Regions from separate parts of the Homo sapiens genome. Here region 2 is linked to region 1. Evidence: chromatin loops called from intact Hi-C (ENCODE). Cell type or tissue: endothelial cell of umbilical vein. All regions are shown on one strand. Each heading gives the region's core, and the rest is flanking DNA. Links, peaks and the distances in the headings are about the cores only.

Region 1 (5,000 bases), core at 1-5,000:
ATGTAGTTGTGTGTGGTGTGTGTGGTGCATATATATGGTGTGTGTAGTGCCTATATGTGGTGTGTGTAGTTGTGTGTGTGTGGTGTGTGGTGTCTAGTGCGTATATGTGGTGTGTGCTGTGTGTAGTTGTGTGTGTGGTGGTGTGTGTGTAGTGTGTATATGTGGTGTGTGTAGTTGTGTGTATGGTGGTGTGTGTGTAGTTGTGTGTGTGGTGGTGTGTGTGTAGTGTGTATATGCGGTGTGTGTAGTTGTGTGTATGGTGGTGTGTGTGTAGTGTGTGTGGTGGTGTGTGTGTAGTGTGTATATGCGGTGTGTGTAGTTGTGTGTATGGTGGTGTGTGTGTAGTTGTGTGTATGTGGTGTGTGGGCACGCATGGCTCTCGCCTCTCAGGGTGTCCTCTATCTGAAGCCCCTGGTATCTGTAGCACCCCCCAACGGCCTCTTGTGTCTGGCCTATTGTGGTTGGATTTCTTTAGTAGTGGCACCGCTTTCAGTAAACTCTTGTCACCTCCCACTCCTCATTCACACTGTGTCCTCTTTGGTACCTGCAGATTCTGACCTTTTCCACGTCTCTCAGGAGCTATTGCGACTTGCTTTTCGTTGGCATTTTCCTTAACCCCATGCCTAAGTTTTAGCTTTCTCCACCTCATTCAATCATTTACCTGACTACTTTTGCATGATTTCCAATTTTCCAAAAAATTAGCATATTTTGTCCATTTTGTCTCCCAATAATCTCTGACCTTGTGGGCCTACACTTTTTTTTTTTTTTTTTGAGACGGGGTCTTGCTCTGGTGCCCGGGCTGGAGTGCAGTGGCATGATCTCTGCTCACTGCAGCCTCCACCTCGGGGGCTCAAGTGATCCTCCTACCTCAGCCTTTTTGCCATGTTGCCCAGGCTGGTCTCAAACTCCTGAGCACAAGAGATCTGATCTGCCTGCCTCGGCCTCCCAAAGTGTTGGGATTATGGGTGTAAGCCACCACACCAGGCACAGGTCTATGCTTTTAAAAAAAGATCCATTATTAGCCTGGTTTTACTAAGGTTTCTGGAGGGAGCAGAGATAAATAGATGTGCTTTATGTTACTGTGTGTAATTCAAAGTCCAGGACCTAGATTATTGCATGAATTAACGGGAATATACTAGCCAAAACGATTTTCTAAGTCATTCTGTAAAATCTATGAGCTTGTTATACCCTAAATCGACTTATTTCTAAATTCTAGTTCTCATGAAGTTTGGCCATCTTTGCCATTTTAACGTGTATAATAGTTGAGTAGCATTAAGTACGTTCACATGGTTGTGCAATCTGCAGAGCTTTTTCATCTTGTAAAACTGAACTCTGTGCCCATTAAACAACTCTTCTTTTGTGCCTCTGCCAGCCCCTGGCATCCACCATTCTACTTTCTGTCACTGTGAGTTTGACTGCTCTGGGTACCTGTTGTAGGTGGAGTCATATGGCATCTGTCCTTTTGTGTCTGGCTTATTTCACTTAAGCATAATGTTAAGTAAAAAGTTCATCCTAGGCCGGGCGAGGTGGGTCACACCTGTAATCCCAGCACTTTGGGAGGCCAAGGCAGGTGGATCACCTGAGGTTAGGAGTTCAAGACCAGCCTGGCCAACATAGAGTGAAAACCCGTCTCCACTAAAAAATACAAAAATCAGTTGGGTGTGGTGGTGCATTCCTGTAGTCCCAGCTATTTGGGAAGCTGAGGCAGGAGAATCGCCTGAAGCCGGGAGGGGGAGGTTGTAGTGAGCTGAGACTGCGCCACTGCACTCCAGCCTGGCATATGACATATGACAGGACTTCCTTCCCCTGTGGGGCCGAATAAGATTCCACCGTAGGTGTGAAACCATGTTTTGTTTATCCCTCCATCTGTTGGTGGACTTTTGGATTGCTTGCTTCTTCTGTTGTTGACAACACTGCTAGGAACATGACTGTGCAAATCTCTCTTTGCGATCCCGCTTCAGTTCTTTTGGATATATGCACAGCAGTGGGGTTCCTGGATCATATGGTGGCTCTATTTTTAACTTTTTGAGTTACCACCATACGTTTTCCACAGCAGCTGTGCCGTTTCCACATTCCCATCATCAGTGCACAAGGTTCCAATTTCTTCAGTCTTTTTTAAAAATAAATACATGCTCCTTTTGAGTACATTTCAAAGATAGAAACATTAAAAAAAATTAAAATCACCCATACCCTGTCCTACCGTGAGAATTGTTAACATTTCCTTTTCTCTAATTTTAAGTAAAAATTTAACTTTACTGGTTAGGAGCCAGTATTTTGAGTCCTAGTGTTAGGCTGACCTCTAGAGGTAGAACTGGCACATTGCAGCCTTCTACTAGTGCCTCTAACCTGACGTTAACTGTTAAGTGTGGCAATGCCACAGCCTGGTATGTGTGTGGCATTTGAAAATCCCGGTTGATTGGCACATCTTTTCTAGGTGTTTATGTACGTCTTCTACAAAGCTTGATGCAGAAGTTCTTCCAAAAGAATAAAAAAAATTGGAATTAATCTAACTGGGACAAAATGTTGCCAAAAGGCTGGGTTTGATTTGTGGCATGTGGATTTGTTGGCCCTAAAGAGAACACAGGGGTCTGTCTGCAGATGTCGGAAGCTCCTCCGCAGCTTTCACTGGACGTCCCTCGGGACCACACAGCAGGGTCCTGGAGTTTGCAGTTGGCTGATGGGTTCATGTGTGACCGTGTCTCTCCCTCATGCCCAGGTTCTCTGTCCTACCTGTGTGTGCTGCCCAGGGAGGAAGGGCCTGAGGCAGAACCACCACTGCACATTCCTCAGCCTGAGTCTGCTCTGAAAGAGGCGAGTGGTTGTGTCTTTTCTTGCCACTGCTTGCTGTCTCCATGGGACATTCTCATTCCGGGGTGGTCCCTGGAGGATCGAGGAACAAGAGACTCCTGTTCTCCCATTATCTGTCTAATCTCATGCAGTACTTTTGGGAAAAAAGGCTAAAAGTTTGCTTTGGATTAGTGGAAAGGTTTGAAGACGCACAGCTGGCCTACTAAGGCTTGGAGCAGGTGCTTTGAGCACATCAGGCGCTCAGACATAGTTTCCTAAAGGATGCAATGGTTACTCACTATGTTCCCAGACCTTGGCATCCAGAGACCCTGTGTGTGTTCAGTGGAAAGATGGTTGGGTGAGGCTGGGATGATGGCGCTAAGAGATTCATTTAGGTTTTGTTTACTTAAAAAGTGACAAAGAGGATTGGCGGTGGTTAGTTCTGGAGGGTGGAGAGATGAGGATGTTTATTATTCTTTCTACATTTAAAATTTCTTAAATAAATTATGAAAAGGAAATAGTCTTAGAAAAGCAATGGGCGCAGTATTAAACATCTCACTTATTCCTCCGTAACACAAAAAACTTTCAATTAAGCTGAAGTGAGTTTTTGCTTGGTAGCTACAAATAGCTCTTCTGCCATATGAATGTTTTTCTTCTGGTTGTGTTTATGGGCAGTGTGGTTGTCTTTTACCAATGTTGACTCCAAGGCTTAGCCACTGCTGCAGGTCAAACTTATATAAATCGTATAGTTAAAAACTGAAAAATTCAAATGTGTTGTAATCTCCAAACAAAGTCTGCGCTAGGCCCTTTCAGGCTATAAAGGACAGGGTACTCTGATTTCTGCTCTTGATGAGGGTTGATTGTGATACCAGGCGAGGGAGTAAGAGATACAGGACACCATCTCTGCGGCTGCATCTTTGTCGCAGAAACAGACATTGTTCAGGGGACACCTGAGCCTCTGATAGTCAGCCAGTGGCTCTGGCAGCTCACAGCAGTTATAGGGTGGCTGTGTCCTTTTCTAAAGTCCTGACTTTTTATGGCCTGTGGTCATGGTGACTCCACTACGGGCTGTGTTTCTGTTGCTCCTTCCTGCCCTCAACCAGTCTGCCCACTGTGGAAGTCTGCATTTCTTCTCCTTCTCCTTCTCCTTCTTTCTTCTTCTTCTTCTTCTGATGGAGTTTAGCTCTGTCGCCCAGGCTGGAGTGCAGTGGCGTGATCTCGGCTCACTGAAATATCCACCTCCCAGGTTCAAGTGATTGTCCTGCCTTAGCCTCCTAAGTAGCTGGGATTACAGGGATGTGCAGCCTCACCTGGCTAATTTTTGTATTTTTAGTAGAATCGGGGTTTCACCATGTTTGCCAGGCTGGTCTCAAACTCCTGAGCTCAGGTAATCTGCCCACCTCGGCCTCCCAAAGTGCTGGGATTACAGGTGTGAGCCACCGCGCCTGGCCTGGGTCTGCATTTCTGACCGCCCTGTCGCTATAGGGCTCAGGCTTCCCTTGGGCTGGTTACTGCAGCCACCACCGGCTGCCTATGGGCCTCTGCCATTGGCCCAGATTCACATGTGGGGTCCAGTCCGTGGAAGTCATGGTAGTAAGCTCACATGGCAAGAAGGTAATGGAGAATTTCAGAGGCCTGCCTCGGAGCACCAGTTCCAAGGGGTGCTTGACAGCCACAGCTGGCGGCTGCTCAGTCTTGCTAATCTAGAGCTTCGATTGTAACAGCCAACCCGAGTCTGTGCAAGATGGGAATCTAATTGGAGATCTCTGACAGAAGCTAGAGTTCTCTAACAGCTACATCATTGGCGAAAAAGAGAACTTGGATCCCCTAAATGGAGGGTCACCGGTGGGGGCATTGACTCTGAGTGGAGGGGAGGAAGAGTTTCTCTGAGAATTTATAACCATAGAGCAATCCTCAAATTCATACTACCTGTGTCATCTGGAAAACCCCCAAGCCAAGAATTCAGATTGGTTCCTTGGTTGGTAGCACCCCCAAGTGCCTGGCAGGAGCAAATTGCATATCATCCTCAGAACAATATACCTGCAACCACAGTTAGATGTCCAGATTTTTGGCATAGCTTTGGATGAGCCAGAACTTTACATGGCAAATGGGACGTTGCAGATGTAATTGAATTAAGAATGGCAAGATGGGGAGATTATCCTGGAATAGCTGGCTTGGCCTGGTGTAATCACATGGGTCCTTAGAGGGATAAA
Region 2 (5,728 bases), core at 1-5,000, 330 kb before region 1:
TTTTAAAATATTGCTTTAAGAATAGTAGTGCTAGATTTCTGAATTCTGGTGGTACTGGTTCTGTTTGTTTTTTAAGTTAAGAATTTAAGAATTATCTGGGGTAGAAATGGTATTTTTTTTGATTTCTTATAAGAATTATTAAGAATTATCTGGGGTTGAAATGGTTTTTTTTATTTCTTATACATACAGATAGAAATAGTCATTTGAGAATACCTGATTAAAAATGAATTACCTTAATTCTTTATATTATTTTGAATGTAAAGATATGGTCCAGATTTGTGTATCATTATTCTGCCCACATTGTGATATGCTCTTCACTAGTTTTGTTTTTCAAATTGAAAAGTAATGCATGTACGTGAATAATAACAATATTTTAGGTAATATTAAACATTATACAATGCATAGTAAGCCTTTCTCCCATATAAAAGCCAGCATAGTCTGTTATTCGGGGCAGCAACTTCAGCAGTTTCATGGTACAGTCTGATAACTAAAACATATTTCTTGTCAAAATAACATTGTCTTTAAACATTTGTTCTGTATAAACATTATGATGCTGTTCCATATAAACGTTTATTATACTGTTCTTTTTGTTTCATGTTTTTTATTTAAATGCTTTTGGGAATAATTAATTTTTTTTAGTAGAGTGGGATATGATTTGTAGTTACAGGATTGTAATTGTGTCCTATGAAAAGTATAATATAGTACATGTGCATTTTTATTATGGTATATAATAGTGGTATTATTAGTGGTATAACCAGGCTGGCTGATAGAAGGTAGTGAAGTCTGCAGTGTTGTAGATTAGTTTTTCAGTGGAAGGTAAGTGTAGCCTCTTTGCATGGAGCATTACAAGTGTGCATTCTTGTTAGAAGGCAAACATCATGCCAGAGATAAAAATCCTTTCCAGGTTTGGAATTGGAAAACAAAAGTAACATGGAGTTTTGTAATAATTATGGGGAAAGGTATTTTCTGATAGATATTACATACTAACTCATAAATCTCCCATGCTCGTGGCCACGTGTAAGGAATTATAATCTTAAAACTATTCTGGTTACCAACACTTGAAGGAAATTGGCCATGGAATTGGGCATCAGGGACAGTGTGCTGAAAAACAGACCATGATTAGGAGAGGCTAAACCAAGATTTTAAAAAATCAGATTTCAGGGTTATTTTGAATCTGATGTTACATGAGCCATTGCAATGAATTCCATTTTATATCTGGGAAAAACCCTTTTTAAATAAAACTCATATCCATTTTCCCTTAATGTAAATAATTGATATCCAGAAGTATTAATAGAGTATATGCTTTTTATAATTTATAAAAAGATAGAGGAGAGAATTATATGAGAATTTTGGTTTAGGTTTAATAGTTTCCTTTTGTAAGATTTCTTCCTGTATTTTCTTACTGATACTTTTGTAAGATTTATTGAATCTTTAGCTTATCATCTCCCTCTTACCAAAACACACTGTTGCCCCCCTTGCTGTATTATACCTGGAGGGCATAATTAGAATGTGAGAGACTCTCCTCATTTCCTTGGAATAGAGTTTTTCATATATCCAGAAGTAGCAAAATTTATAAATATGATTCCCTTTGCTTCTGCCACCTGTATTCTTCCTCTGTACTTGAACTGTCTGCAGCTCTTGAAGGGAGGTTTGGGCTTTCATTCTCTTGCAGTTATAGCACCTGAAGTATTTGCCTTCTTACTCTGAGGGATCACACATCTGCTAGCTACTAAAATGGTAAATGGTCAGCTTTGGGGCCAACCATTTTATTATGGTTATGTGAACCCATTTATTTGTCTCATATCCTATATAATTTAAAAATAAAATCATGACACCTTTTATAAGCATACGAAATATTACAAAATCATTATTTTCCTAGTTATATTTCATTTGTTAGATTTGGCATATTGAAAATAAAGAGAAATAAAACTGGAAAACAGTAAGTGAAATACATTTAAATTTTTATGAAGTATGAAGAATTGGCCAGGTGTGCTGGCTCATGCCTATAATCCTTGCACTTTGGGAGGCTGAGCCAGGAGGATCACTTGAGCTCAGGAGTTCAAGACTTCCCTGGGCAACATAGTGAGACCCTGTCTCATTAAAAACAAACAAACAAACAAAAAGTACACACACACACAAAACACAAAGAATTGATTGCCTTACTCAGAACATTTATTTCATATACTATAGCCTTTGGCATCCCGTTATTGTGGAAAATTTCAAAGATACACAATAGTGGAGAGAATACCCAGCTTTAAACAGCCAGTCTTGTTTCATCTGTGCTCTGCCATCCCCAGAATATTTTGAAGCAAATCCTAGGTGTCAGATAAATCAGTATATTGTAGTATTGGGTGAAGAACACAACATTGACCTTAGACCATGATCGGTGCCTCTTAAGAAAATGAACTCACTCTATATTGTTAGCTCTTAGGGTTCACGGGCTGATTTTTTCCCCCTTTTTAAATTCGGGCTTCTTTCTTTTGGCTTTTTTGGCCTTCACCTCTTTCCCTGTACCTCCACAAGGGGGCAGATAAAGGAAGAGAGAAGGGAAGTTTAAATGAACCAGATTTGAGTTTCACTTTTGTTAATCAGTCGAATAGAGTTGCAGAAGATTTTGGGGGTGACTTTTCAGAAACAAGCAGTGATTTTTCTCCTTGAAACAACTCATAGTGCCCCTCCTTGCTCTTCAGAGACAGAATAATATTAGCTATTTTAAAAGGGGTTAAGCAATTATCTTAAAAAAAAGTTTCCAGAGCATTATTACAGCCTTTAATTTTCCCTGTGAATAATAATTTTTCTGTAAAAATAACGATTTAGACTTTACTCAAAATATAGTATTTGAATTTCTATCTACTTTTTTCAGACGATAGCTCTGGGTGATTATCATTAAGATTTCTCATTGAGTGATGTGAATGTTGCATAGTCGAAGTATTTTAGCTGGGCAATTGATTACCAATGGAAGGGGCATAACCACTGTTTTTTGTTTGTTTGTTTGTTTTGAGACAGAGCCTCTCCCTGCCACCCAGGCTGGAGTGCAATGGTGTGATCTCGGCTCACTGCAACCTCTGCGGGAGAGTGTTTTCAAGCGACTCTCCCGCCTCAGCCTCCCAAATAGCTGGGATTACAGGTGCCTGCCACCATGCCCAGCTAATTTTTGTATTTTTAGTAGAGATGGGTTTCACCATGTTGGCCAGGCTGGTCTCGAACTCCTGACCTCAGGTGATCCGCCTGCCTTGGCCTCCCAAAATGTGGAGATTACAGGCGTGAGCCACCGTGACTGGCCGAGTTTTCTCATTTCTTCAAAGCCTCAGTTACTGTGGCAGTATCAATGAATCGTATTCATAAAAACCTACAAATATATGATGGTTACTTTGTTTATGGTAAAACAGTATTCTGTTTGAAGCATGTTTGAAATTGAATGCCTGAACACCATATAAATTGCTTTTTAGTCTGTGGGAATTTTAAATAAGCATCTATAAAGTTTTTTGTCAATAGATTATTTCTTTGTCTTGATATTTAGATACTGTGACCTGTGGGAGTTTTTTTTCTTTAATATTATATGTGTTTACTCTTTTTGTTCTTTTGCTTTTCCAGTGAATATATTTCTTCTGGAAAAATGCTATTTTTCCAAGTAGACTATATGAAACTCACATTTTGTATATGTGGTGTTAATTGTTGCAAGATATTGGGGGAAATGATGGGATAAACTTGCAGAAATTGATTCTTTTTACATGAATTTTGGCATATGCTTTGCAGTAAGTGTATTTCCTTCTGTTGCCACCATTAAATTCTCTGGTTCTCAAAGTTTCTGTATGCCTACAGCATGACACATAATTACAATGAAAGCATTACCTTACATTCCTGTAACATTCTTTTTTTCCCCAGGCACTTAATGCCTTCTATTCCTTAGCTTCATGGATGAATTATGTAGCATATGTGAAGAGGCTTAAACTGTTACCATTACAAATTCTTTCTAGATGGCTCCTGTTATATTTAGGATATACTTATACTTTAGACAAAGTAAGAATGTTATTGTTGTTGACCTTGACACCAAATAACTGGGCAGACATTATATAGCTATGTTTGAATCCTCGCAAAATGTGCTGTTGAAGCCAACAGAGTCCTGGCGGGAGACTCTTCTGGACAGCAGAGTTATGGAGCTTTTCTTCACAGTAAGTTTTAGTCTTCATCTCTGGTAGCAAGAGCCATAGAAAAGAGGAAATGCCTTGGCGAGTTTCTTAAGTAAAACAGAACAGATTGCTTTTCTCCCCTAAAGTCTTGTCTTCTCATCAGTATGGCTGCTTAAACAGAAATTATTTTAAAAGGTTCTTGCTAATTTATAAAAATGTCACATGGTTATGAAGGGCTTAATATCCTGCAGCAGAAGTTCTCAAACTTTTAATTTCAGGACCCCTCTATACTCTTAAAAATTTATTGAGAACTCCAAAGAGCTTTTCTTTATATAGGTTATATTTGTCCTGTTAAAAATTCAAACAAAACTTTACAAAATAATGTGCTAAAAAGTAACAGTAAGAAACGATTACATATTAACATAAGTAACATTTTAATTAACTATATTTTTGAAAACGAAGCAAGTTTAATGAGAAGAATAGCATTGTTTTGCATTTTTGTAAATCTATAATATCAGACTTAATAGAAGACAGTCAGATTATCTTACCTGCTTCTGCCTTCAGTTAGTTGCAGTATCGCACATCGTGTGGCCTCGGGGAAATTCCACTTTTTACCTGTGTGACAGTGAGAATGGGAAACGCAGATACTGTCTTCATATTATTATGCAAATAGTTTTTTTCCTCACAGGCAACCTGACAGGCTTTTAAAAAGCTTCAGGGATCCCTGGGCCATAGTTTGAGAACTGCTATTCTAGAGTGTAGGTTTTATACTTATTATATTTATGAGTCATTGGTTAAGTTGGTATTATGGAATAGCAGTTTATCTCATGTATAACTTTAGACAGTCCTCTTTATTATTGGCTAAATATCAAGATGTAAGCAGTATGTTCCCACATTGGCCAGTGTGTATCCCCAATAAAACGGTCAAAAGCTGGAAAAACAATTCATATGTGTGTGTTTATGTGTTGGATGCTAATTTGCAGTTATAGGGGGAATATACAAGTTAATTAGATATAATGACGTGGACAGAAGCCCAAGTAAAAATCAATTAAAAGTAAAAAAGCTATTTTGCTTAATCCCAATTGTTAATTTTAGTTTCTTTTCATTTGTTGTAAAAATATAGATGAGCCCTTCAACTGCCTTTTTCTGATTGAACCATTTAAAATAAAGTAGTTATGTGGTATGTATTTTAAAATATCTAGAACAAGGTTATCTATCCATGGGTATATATAAAGGATATTTTCTATAGAAATATTCAGACTGAGCATTAAATCACCTTGTGGTTTCTTTTTAAAATCAGAGAAATGATGGCTAAAACCACTATCAAGATCAAAGAGATAATTGTAACTAAATTTTAAAATTCCGTTGCCTGCCTCATCTGACAGGAATTGTTTTGATACGAATCCAAGTCCAAGTCTTTGTATTATGCACTTGACTGAAAGTAGATTCCACTCCAGCAGTTTTTGAAAAGGTGAAAAACTTGCTGGCAGTACTGGAAACAACTCTACCAGATCTGAACAGCTGTCTAGACAAACCAGACAGCTGCTCCTGTCAGCTGTGAACAACCACACGCAAATAACTTGAATTTGAAAGTTAAC

The links. A loop is a pair of places that touch in the nucleus more often than their neighbours do. Peaks named below come from ENCODE experiments on the same cell type or tissue, not always from the same donor. Only the 100,000 strongest peaks of a DNase experiment are listed, where the experiment ranks them.
Region 2: it touches region 1 in a loop (14-fold over the local background); 67 of 110 quality-filtered maps call a loop at or near these places.

Annotation. Positions count from the first base shown.
Region 1 is chr13:20,492,616-20,497,615 of GRCh38, reverse strand. All of the region lies in intron 2 of CRYL1 (crystallin lambda 1), which reads left to right. Among named protein-coding and RNA genes, the nearest start is that of CRYL1, 31 kb to the left of the region's middle. RefSeq lists an enhancer at 3,775-4,274. In endothelial cell of umbilical vein, for the core only: CTCF peaks have their summits at 2,336 (motif pointing left) and 4,785; DNase peaks (open chromatin) are centred at 1,945 and 2,285; H3K27ac peaks cover 531 bases.
Region 2 is chr13:20,825,511-20,831,238 of GRCh38, reverse strand. XPO4 (exportin 4) reads left to right here. Exons shown (of 23, transcript NM_022459.5): 7 at 4,060-4,172. LOC124903129 (a long non-coding RNA gene) reads right to left here. Exons shown (of 2, transcript XR_007063711.1): 2 at 4,385-4,745. Among named protein-coding and RNA genes, the nearest start is that of EEF1AKMT1, 54 kb to the right of the region's middle. In endothelial cell of umbilical vein, for the core only: a CTCF peak has its summit at 2,509 (motif pointing right); a DNase peak (open chromatin) is centred at 2,518; H3K27ac peaks cover 411 bases.